Regions from separate parts of the Homo sapiens genome. Here region 1 is linked to region 2. A link is an interaction called in ENCODE POLR2A ChIA-PET data of the cell type or tissue named here. Cell type or tissue: HepG2. All regions are shown on one strand. Each heading gives the region's core, and the rest is flanking DNA. Links, peaks and the distances in the headings are about the cores only.

What was found. Peaks named below come from ENCODE experiments on the same cell type or tissue, not always from the same donor. Only the 100,000 strongest peaks of a DNase experiment are listed, where the experiment ranks them.
Region 1: POLR2A ChIA-PET joins it to region 2 with 7 read pairs; 4 of 35 experiments call an interaction of 5 or more read pairs at or near these places.

What each region holds. Positions count from the first base shown.
Region 1 is chr21:36,403,875-36,409,250 of GRCh38, forward strand. It overlaps CHAF1B (chromatin assembly factor 1 subunit B), which reads left to right. Exons shown (of 14, transcript NM_005441.3): 9 at 4,887-4,956. Among named protein-coding and RNA genes, the nearest start is that of CHAF1B, 21 kb to the left of the region's middle. RefSeq lists an enhancer at 4,660-5,376. In HepG2, for the core only: no CTCF peak of the experiment used is centred there; no DNase peak of the experiment used is centred there.
Region 2 is chr21:36,322,740-36,328,115 of GRCh38, forward strand. All of the region lies in intron 1 of MORC3 (MORC family CW-type zinc finger 3), which reads left to right. Among named protein-coding and RNA genes, the nearest start is that of MORC3, 5.2 kb to the left of the region's middle. In HepG2, for the core only: no CTCF peak of the experiment used is centred there; a DNase peak (open chromatin) is centred at 2,852.

The DNA.
Region 1 (5,376 bases), core at 299-5,298, 81 kb after region 2:
TTGGTTTGCCACTGAGTCCCATCCCAGCTGAGCCAGGGAGGGCCTGAGAAGGGCGTGAATCACACATGCAGCTGTGTGGGTGGGGCTTTAAAGAACACTGCGGAACATGTGCGAATGACACTTTGGCCCAAGAAGTCTCAGGACTAAGAATAAGTAGTTGTTTAGGTTATATTTACTAAAGTTAGTTATTAAAAGTTATTCACTAAACCCAGTAATAAATCCTTTTTTTTTTTTTTTTTTTTGAGACTGAGTTTTGCCCTGTTGCCCAGCTGGAGTGCAGTGGCACGATCTTGGCTCACCACTGCAGCCTCCGCCTCCCAGTTTCAAGCGATTCTCCTGCCTCAGCCTCCTGAGTAGCTGGGATTACAGGTGTGCGCCACCACTCCCAGCTAATTTTTGTATTTTTAGTAGAGACGGGGTTTCACCATGTTGGTCAGGCTGGTCTCAAACTCCTGACCTTGTGATCCGCCTGCCTTGGCCTCCGAAAGTGCTGGGATTACAGGCTTGAGCCACCACGCCCGGCCCTTTTTTTTTTTTTAAATTATTTATTTTATTTATTTATTAATTTATTTATTTTGAGATGGAGTTTCGCTCTTGTTACCCAGGCTGGAGTGCAATGGCACGATCTCGGCTCACAGCAACCTCCGCCTCCCGGGTTCAAGCCATTCTCCTGCCTCAGCCTCCGGAGTAGCTGGGATTACAGGCATGCGCCACCACGCCCAGCTAATTTTGTATTTTTAGTAGAGACGGGGTTTCTCCATGTTGGTCAGTCTGGTCTCGAACTCCGGACCTCAGGTGATCTGCCCACCTTGGCCTCCCAAAGTGCTGGGATTATAGGTGTGAGCCATTGCGCTGGCCTTTTTTTTTTTTTTTTTTTTTTTTTTTAAAAAGCAGAGTCTCGCTCTGTCACCCAGGCTGGAGTGCAGTGGCACCATCTTGGCTCACTGTAGCCTCCACCTCCTGGGTTCAAGCGATTCTCCTGCCTCAGCCTCCTGAGTAGCTGAGATTACAGGCGCCTGCCACCACAACCAGATAATTTTTGTATTTTTAGTAGAGATGGGGTTTCGCCATGTTGGCCAGGCTGGTCCCAAACTCCTGACCTCAGGTGATCTGCCCACCTTGGCCTCCCAAAGTGTTGGGATTACAGGTTACAGGTGTGAGCCACTGCGCCCAGCCCCAGTAGCAAATCCTTTACTATTTGGCCACTCTAAAAATATTTTCAATTAAAATCAAGTAGCAAATGGATGTCTGTTATCAACGTTATTGTTCTTTGTGGTGTTAGTAAGTGTGGGAAAAACAGGAAAATGAAATTACAAAGATTGGAAAAGAACAGATAAAAAACTGCAATAGGATTGTATTTCTAGAAAATCCAAGAGATTTTAAAAATAGTATTAGAATTTTTAAAATAATTTGATAAGATGGCTGGATATTATAAAATATATAAAAATTCCTATCTTTCGTCTATATTGGCAGTGAGTACTTAGAAATGGAAGGAGGAGAAATATTTCATTCAGAGTAGTGCAAAACCTGCAAAATACATAGAGTAAATTTATTTATTTATTTATTTTTTGAGACAGGGTCTCACTCTGTCACCCAGGCTGGAGTACAGTGGTGTGATCATGGCCCACTGCATCAGCCTTGATCTCCTGAGTTCAGGGAATCCTCCCACCTCAGCCTCCCTACTAGCTGGGACCACAGGCGTGTAGCACCATGCCTGGCTAATTTTCTTATTTTTTTGTAGAGACATGGTCTTGCTATGTTGCCCAGGCTGGTCTTAAACTCCTGGGCTCAAGCACCCCTTCCGCCTCGGCCTCCCAAAGAGCTGGGATTACAGGTGTGAGCCACCACACCCAGGCAGAAGTAAATTTAATGAGAAAGGGGCAGGACCTTTATGGAGAAGTCTAGAAGGTCTTACTGAAGGTTATAAAGCAAGTTCTGAACAAATGGAAAGATATGTCGTGTTCTAACAATTAACATACTAATTTCATTTCCAATTAGAATTGCATTAAAGTTTTTTTTTAATTGGATGAAATCTCAGCTTTGTTTAGTAGAATAAATGCTGAAGAATAGCCAAAGAAGTATTAAAAAAAAAACAGTGATACTTGGGAGGGCATTTGCCTCACCACATATCAGAAGATCCTATAACACTACTTTTAGCCAATCAATATGGTGTTGCTATAGGACCAAACAAATAGATTAGTGGACCAGAACACAGAATCCAGAAAAAGATCTCAGGATATAAGGCGATTTAATATATGACCTCAGGTGCTGTTCCAGTGGAAAAAAATCTATTATTTATTTGTAATTAATTGTATGTTACTTAAATAATTCTCAAGAGAATTAGACACTGAAGGCAGATAGGACAAGAGTATGTCATTAAGAAGGTTGGGAAGTGTTGAGATTGGACAAAGACCTATTCCTCTTTTTTTTGAGAGGGTTTCACCCTTGTCGCCCAGGCTTGAGAGCATTGGCGTGATCTTGGCTCACTGCAACCTCCATCTCCTGAGTTCAAGTGATTCTTCTGCCTCAGCCTCCCAAGTAGCTGGGATTACAGGCGCCGGCCACCATGCCCAGCTAATTTTTGTATTTTTAGTAGAGATGAGGTTTTACCATGTTGGCCAGGGTGGTCTCAAACTTCTGATCTCAGGTGATCCACCCGCCTCAGCCTCCCAAAGTGCTGGGATTACAGGCGTGAGCCACTGCACCTGGCCTCCTTTTTTTTTTAATTGACAGATGAAATTGTATGTAGTTGTGTATGACATGATGTTTTGAAGTATATATATGTTGTGGAATGACTAAATCTAGCTAATTAGCATAGCATGGTCTCACATAATTAGGATTTCTGTGGTTTGAACGCTTTATATCTCTTAGCATTTTTCAGGAATATAATACATTGTTATGAACCATAATCACCATGTTGTACAAGAGATGGATCTTGCAAAGGGAGGACTCTATTATTGAATGAGTAGTGCTGGGGTAGCCAGCTATGTGGAAGAAGGTAAAATTGGACCCCTTGCCTAGATGTAAAAAATAAATTCCAGGTGAATTCAGTACTTAAACACAAAAGGTAAAAATAGAAAACTCTTGTAAGGAAATATAGGAGGACATTCTAGGAATGGAGAAGACCCAATTAAGACTGGAAACTGGCTGGGCATGGTGGCTCAAGCCTGTAATCCCAGCACTCTGGGAGGCCAAGGTGGGTGGATCACCTGAGGTCTGGAGTTCAAGACCAGCCTGGCCAACATGGCAAAACCCTGTCTCTACTAAAAATACAAAAATTAGCCGGGCATGGTGATGCACACCTGTAATCCCAGCTACTCAAGAGCCTGAGGCAGGAGAATCGCTCCAACCCAGGAGGCAGAGGTTGCAGTGAGCCAAGATCGCACCACTGCACTCTAGCCTGGGCAACAGAGTGAGACTCTGTCTAAAAAAAAAAAAAAAAAGTATATGTTCAAGGATGCTTATTGCAAGCATTGTTTATAGTGGTAAAAAACCAAAAGCCAAAAAAATACTCATTAACAGAGGCTGGGTGAATGAATCTTGCAGTAAATATTATGCAGCTACAAAAAAATAATGCATCAGTGCTATGCAAGTTAACTTTCATGAGTAGTTGATTGAAACAAGCAAAATAAGGAGAAGTGTCAGTTTTGTAAAACAAATGGACTCAATAAAAAATATCATAGAGGTATACATGTGATTGAGTTATAACTGATTGTAATGATTATGTGAGCATGGAGGAAATATACAGATGACATAATGGTTTGTTGAATGTTAAAATGGATTTCTTGGGGATGGAAGAATGGAGTGGGATGAAAAGAGGGGCCTGGGTGCAGTGACTCACGCCTGTAATCCCAGCACTTTGGGAGGCGGAGGAGGGCAGATCACTTGAGGTCAGGAGTTCGAGACCACCCTGGCCAACATGGTGAAACCCCCTCTCTACTAAAAATACAAAAATTAGCCGGGCATCGTGGCAGGTGCCTGTAATCCCGGCTACTCAGGAGGCTGAGGCAGGGGAATTGCTTGAATCTGGGAGGTGGAGGTTGCAGTGAGCCAAGATCACGCCATCGCACTCCAGCCTGGGTGACAGAGCAAGACTCCATCTCAAAGAAAAAAAAAAGAGGGCAGCTATGTAGAATGTATTAATAATAATAATAAAAAAGACTATTGATACTGTCTACTGCCCTCCCTGGTGGATATGAAACAGTCATATGTAAAGTTACGTGTGTGTATATGTATCAAGAAATAGCATAAAACAGGGAGATGTTTCCAAGAGCAGCAGTGTATGATGGTCACTCTGACAGGGCTGAACTGTTTTAAGTACAGCAGGGGGTGAGTGTAGAAGAGCTCTCAGATGGGGACTGTTCCCCAGAGTGAAGTCAGGTTCTGAAGGAGGCTGGAGGTTTCAGCAGAGGGCAAGGTCTCCTGGCAGCCTCATGGCTGGATAGGGAAGTTGGGGAAAGGCGAGTCTCAGCCTTTGGATGGCATCCAAGGCTGGAATCCAGGAAATAGAGATGAGGGTCCTAGGGAGAAAGGAGCCTGGGCAGCTGAATCTAGTCACGGTGCTTCAATCGAGGAATTGCCTGGAGGCTCAACGGTGCCCTATGGCAAAGGCTCACTATGTTCTCCTCGCCCAAGATCAGAACCAGGTCCCCGGGGATTGCCCACAGGTAGGTGGAGATGACAGGTAGGTAGAACTGGAGTAAGGGCTGAGAACAGACAGTGCCGGAATATATGTTTTTGTGCTCTGTCACAACATTGTCCAGAGAATATAACTGCAGGGGGAAGTATTTTGCAAACCGGACCTGAAGGCTCTTGAGTTTCTGTTGGTGAACAGTTTGCTGAAACAGTGACTTTTCTTTCCTCTCCCTCCCTTCCCTGTTCCCCAGCTGGATGTGTGGAATCTGGTGAAAATGTAATGAATACCACTTATGTTTTCTCCAGGAAGAATCTTAAAAGGTATGCAGTCAAGGAAATGTTTGAAATGTTTACATTTTTTTTAGACGGAGTTTCGCTCTTGTTGCCCAGGCTGGAGTGCAATGGTGCGATCTCTGCTCACTGCAACCTCTGCCTCCCGGGTTCAAGTGATTCTCCTGCCTCAGCCTCTTGAGTAGGTGGGATTACAGGTGCCCGCCACCACTCCTAGTTAATTTTTGTATTTTTAGTAGAGATGGGGTTGCACCATGTTGGCCAGGTTGGTTTCAAACTGCTGACCTCAAGTGGTCCGCTTGCCTCGGCCTCCCAAAGTGCTGGGAATACAGGCATGAGTCATTGCACCCGGCTTGTATTTTTTTTTTTTTTTTTTTTTTAGTAGAGATGGGGTTTCGTCATGTTGGCCAGGCTGGTCTTGAACTCCTGACCTCAGGTGATCCGCCTGCC
Region 2 (5,376 bases), core at 228-5,227:
AAAGTTTTTAAATTTTTTGCTTTTTACCCCTGTAATTCTAGTGAAATGAAATGCATATACTTTGGTTTTTGTTGTTGATTTTTTTTTTCAGAAATGCTGCTGTGGATTTAGCTGATGCACACTCTTCACCACCTCCCATACTTCAATGCTTTTTTCACTTTTTTTGGTTGAATTACTATATGGTTTGTTATTACTCTTACAAATGAGCTAGCCAGGGTAGTATGATTGCATTTTCTTTCCTATACAAACCTTTTGTTTTCCCTGAAGTTAATTGATTTATATTTTGTTTTCTTAGTTTTTCTCTGTACTGATCATCCAGACATCCAGAGAACTGGGAGCTCTTTTCCAGATGGATTCAGACACACCCAGTGTTTTGTCATTTGGAAGTCAGTTGGGAGTCATCGGCTCAGTCGTAATTTGGGGACTTCCCTTTAACATCTGTCTGGAAATTTCCTTCCTCTTTTCATGTGTCTCCATCTCACATATCCTTCTGTCTGATATGTAGCTTAGTGACTGCCATTCTGAAGCCTACTCTCTCGGGTTCAAATCCTGACTCATAACCAGATGTATGTCCTTGGCCAAGTCATTTAACCTCTTTGTGCCAGAGTTTCCAATCTGAATGTTGGCAATAATAATCTTACACACCTCAAAGTGTTGTTTTAAAAATTACATGAGCAGATAGATAAATAAAAGGGCTGTGCGTGCCGTAGGTGCACAATAATGTTTGCTGTTTTTGTTATTGTTAGTGGTGGAGAATATCCACCACTAACAATAACACCACTTCCAGAAACAGGTGTAGCTTCCTGAAAAAAGGGTTCATGGGAAGAAAAAAATTTCATCATTTCTTGAAAATACATTCATGCTACCCTTGCTCTTTCTTTAATTATAATTTGGCTGGATTTGCATTCTGGATTGGAAATTCTTTCCGAATTTTAAAGACGTGCTTGATTGTTTAATAGAGCCTCTGCATTTTATTGGGCACTTAGCCTGGAAGCTCAAGTCCTTAACATCTGGAAAATGTTCTTACTTATTTTGACAATTTTCTTCGCACCATTTTTCTCTTTTTTTATTTACTGTCTTATTGTTTTTCCTCTTGGGGGATTTCCTCTACTTATCTCCTACCTTGCTCTTACCATAGTGTTTTTTTTTTTTAGAGACGGAGTTTCGCTCTTGTTGCCCAGACTGGAGTGCAAGGGCGTGATCTCGGCTCACCGCAACCCCTGCCTCCCGGGTTCAAGCGATTCTCCCGCCTCAGCCTCCCGAGTAGCTGGGATTGCAGGCATGCGCCACCACGTCTGGCTGATTTTGTATTTTTAGTAGAGATGGGGTTTCTCCATGTTGGTCAGGCTGGTCTTGAACTTCCGACCTCAGGTAATCTGCCCGCCCTGGCCTCCCAAAGTGCTGGGATGACAGGCATGAGGCACCGAGCCCGGCCACCATAGTTTTAATTGTTACAAGCAATGTCTTAGCTTTTGAATGTCTTTTTGAATTCTCCCTGGACAAAATGTTCATTCTTATTGCTAGATACATTAACTGTAGTTTTTTTTTTTTTTGAGATGGAGTCTTCTCGCTCTGTCGTCCAGGCTGGAGTGCAGTGGCGCGATCTCGGCTCACTGCAAGCTCCGCCTCCCAGGTTCACGCCATTCTCCTGCCTCAGCCTCCCGAGTAGCTGGGACTACAAGCACCTGCCACGTTGCCTGGTTAATTTTTTGTATTTTTAGTAGAGACGGGGTTTCACCGTGTTAGCCAGGATGGTCTTGATCTCCTGACCTCGTGATCTGCCTGCCTCGGCCTCCCAAAGTGCTGGGATTACAGGCGTGAGCCACCATGCCTGGCCTAACCGTAGTATTTTTGAAGTTTTGTTTTGCTCACTGCATTATCTCTATTTTCTTCATGTTTCTTTTACTGTGTATTGTTTTTGGTTTCTAATTTTAAACACTCTCAAATGTCTGGAAACAGCCTTCTCATTTTTTTTTTTTTTTTTGAGCCGGGAGTTTCACTCTTGTTGCCCAGGCTGGAGTGCAGTGGCATGATCTCAGCTCACTGCAATCTCCACTTCCCAGGTTCAAGCAGTTCTCCTGCCTCAGCCTCCCAAGTAGCTGGGATTACAGGCATGCGCCACCATGCCTGGCTAATTTTTTGTGTTTTTAATAGAGATGGTGTTTTACCATGTTGGCCTGGCTGATCTTGAACTCCTGACCTCAACTGATCCACCCGCCTCGGCCTCCCAAAGTGCTGGGATTACAGGCGTGAGCCACCGCGCCTGGCAGCCTTCTCACATTTTTAAGTGAGACACTTAAAGCTGACTGCAAAATTTTCATACATGAATAGAGCTAGTCCTTTGGTGGGCTTCACTGTTGGGTGATCACATAGGAAGGAGTCATTTTGTTGGGGGTGCTCTATGTTGGTATTTGTAGACCATAAAAAATGGGAACTGTTGGACCATAAGTATATTTTTAAAAACTGAAAATTTTAAAAAGTAATTTTAAAAAACGAGAACAACAAAAACAAGATGCTATCCAGAAAAGCCAGGCGGAATTGCTAAGAACCAAATAGAACTTTGAGAAATCAGCTTCCCAAGGAGGAATTCTACGTCTGGTCTCCTGCCATGGCATAATTCTGGCTGCTAGCTCTTGGAAATTGGCATGAAAGGAAGAAAGGCGTATCACATTGTTCAGTTTGCTGACTTGCTGTTTGTTTGATTATTTGTTTATTATTGTAATAAAACACATGTAGCAAACAATTTATGCTAACCATTTTAAAGTTTCAATTCAGTAGTGCTAAGTACATTCACATGGTTGTGTAATAACCAGTCTCCAGAACTCTTCTTGTTGGGAAACTAAAACCCTGTTCCCGTTAAATAGTAACTTCTCCAGCACCTGACAAACACTATTCTACTTTCTGTCTAGGAATTTGACTACGGTAGTCCCCCCTTATCTGCAGTTTTGCTTTCTTCGGTTTTAATTACCCAAAGTCAACCATGGTCTGAAAGTATTAAATGGAAAATTGTAGAAATAGTTCATAAATTCTAAACTGTGCCCCCATCTGAGTAGCACCTGGAATGTGAATCATCCCTTTGTCCAGTGTATCCACACTGTGGATATATGATGCCAACCTATTAGTCACTTAGTAGCTGTGGTTATCAGATTTGCTGTTGTTGTATCATTCTATTTTATTATTAAATTATTGTTAATTTGGGCGCAGTGGCTCACGCCTCAGCACTTTGGGAGGCCGAGGCAGGGGGATCACTTGAGGTCAGGAGTTCGAGACCAGCCTGGCCAACATGGTGAAACCCAGTCTCTACTAAAAATACAAAAATTATTTGGGCATGGTGGTGGGTGCCTGTAATCCCAGCTACTTGGGAGGCTGAGGCGGGAGAATCGCTTGAACCCGGGAGGTGGAGGTTGCAGTGAGCTGAGATCGCGCCATTGCACTCTAGCCTGGGCAACAAGAGTGAAACTTATTCTCAAACAAAAAAAATAGAATAAATTATTGTTAATTTGGCCAGGCTCGGTGGCTCATGCCTGTAATCCCAGCACTTTGGGAGGCTAAGGCGGGCAGATCACTTGAGATCAGGAGTTTGAGACCAGCCTGGCCAACATGGTGAAACCCCATCTTTACCAAAAATAAAAAAAAATTAGCCGGGCATGGTGACACACAACCGTGGTCCCAGCTACTCCAGAGGCTGAGGCAGGAGAATCGCTTGAACCTGAAGGTGAAAGTTGCAGTGAGCCACACCACCGCACTCCAGCCTGGACAACAGAGCAAGACTCCATCTCTATATAAATAAATAATAAAATGTTTATTTCTTACTGTGCCTTATTTATAAGTTGAACTTTATCATACATATGTATACTGCAGTTTTAGGAATCCACTGAGGGTCTTGAGATGCATTCTCTGAGAATAAGGGGAGACTGCTGTACTCCTATCAGTGGAATTATACAATATTTGACTTGTGACTGCCTTATTCATTAATGTCTTCACGGTTCATCCATGTTGTAGTGTGCGTTAGGATTTCCTTGTTTGCTTAAGGTGAATATTTTATTGTATGTCAGAAGACAACATTATAAATTTAAAGATTTTTTTTTTTTTTTGAGACCGAGTCTCGCTCTGTCGCCTAGGCTGGAGTGCATTGGTGCGATCTCGGCTCACTGCAACCTCTGCTTCCCGGGTTTAAGCGATTCTTGTGCCTCAGCCTCCCTAGTAGCTGGGTTTACAGGCACCTGCCACCACGCCCGGCTAATTTTCGTATTTTTAGTAGAGACGGGTTTTGCCATGTTGCCCAGGCTGGTCTTGAACTCTTGACCTCAGGTGATCCGCCCACCTCAGCCTCCCAAAGTGCGGGGGTTACAGCAGGCGTGAGCCAGCGCGCCTGGCCTCAAATTTAAATTTAAAGATATTAATTGGCTTTATTTCTTTTTTTTTTTTTTTTTTTTTTTTTTTGAGACAGACACTCCCAGGCTGGAGTGTAGTGGTGAGATCTCTCAGCTCACTGCAACCTCTTCCTCCCATGTTCAAGCAATTCTCCTGCCACAGCCTCCTGAGTAGCTGGGATTACAGGCGCTCACCACCACACCTGGCTAATTTTTTTGGCTTTTGGTAGAGACGGGGTTTTGCCATGTTGGCCAGGCTCGTCTCCTAACCTCAAGTGTTCTGCCCGCCTCAGCCTCCCAAAGTGCTGGGATTACAGGAGTGAACCACCGTGCTTGGCCTTTATTTCCTATTCTGGAATTGGGCAACACTTCTTCCATAAAATACAGTAAGTGTTCTAGTGAACTGAACAGAGGAGGCTGGCTTTGTAGACAGAAAAAGGCCGAAAGAAAGCAGAAACAAAGAACAAAAAGCAGATACGTCATTTCAAAGTTAAAAACAATAGATAAATAACTGACTGACATTAGGTTACTTTTTGTTGTAAAACAACAAAATGGAGGGAACTTATTATCTGTCATACCAGTTGATGACTGAAACTGACCTGTTCGGTAAATTGGCTGTTATCTCCCTTGATTTCGCTGAAGGTCAGATAACAACTTAGTTTCAGTTTGGTGACTGAAATTTTAGCATGGGTGACTCCATTTTGATTTTTAGTCTGTTTTTGGAGGCCTAGAGCAGGAGCTTAGTCCAAAACAGTGGCCTCCTTTTTTGTTTTTTTTTTTCTGAGACAGAGTCTTGTTCTGTTGCCCAGTCTGGAGTGCAGTGGCATGATCTTGGCTCACTGCAACCTCTGCCTCCTGGGTTCAAGTGATTGCCATGCCTCAGCCACCCAAGTAGCTGGGATTACAGGTGTGTGCCACCAGGTCTAGCTAATTTTTGTATTTTTAGTAGAGACGGGGTTTCACCATGTTGGCCAGGCTGGTCTCAAACACCTGACGTCAAATG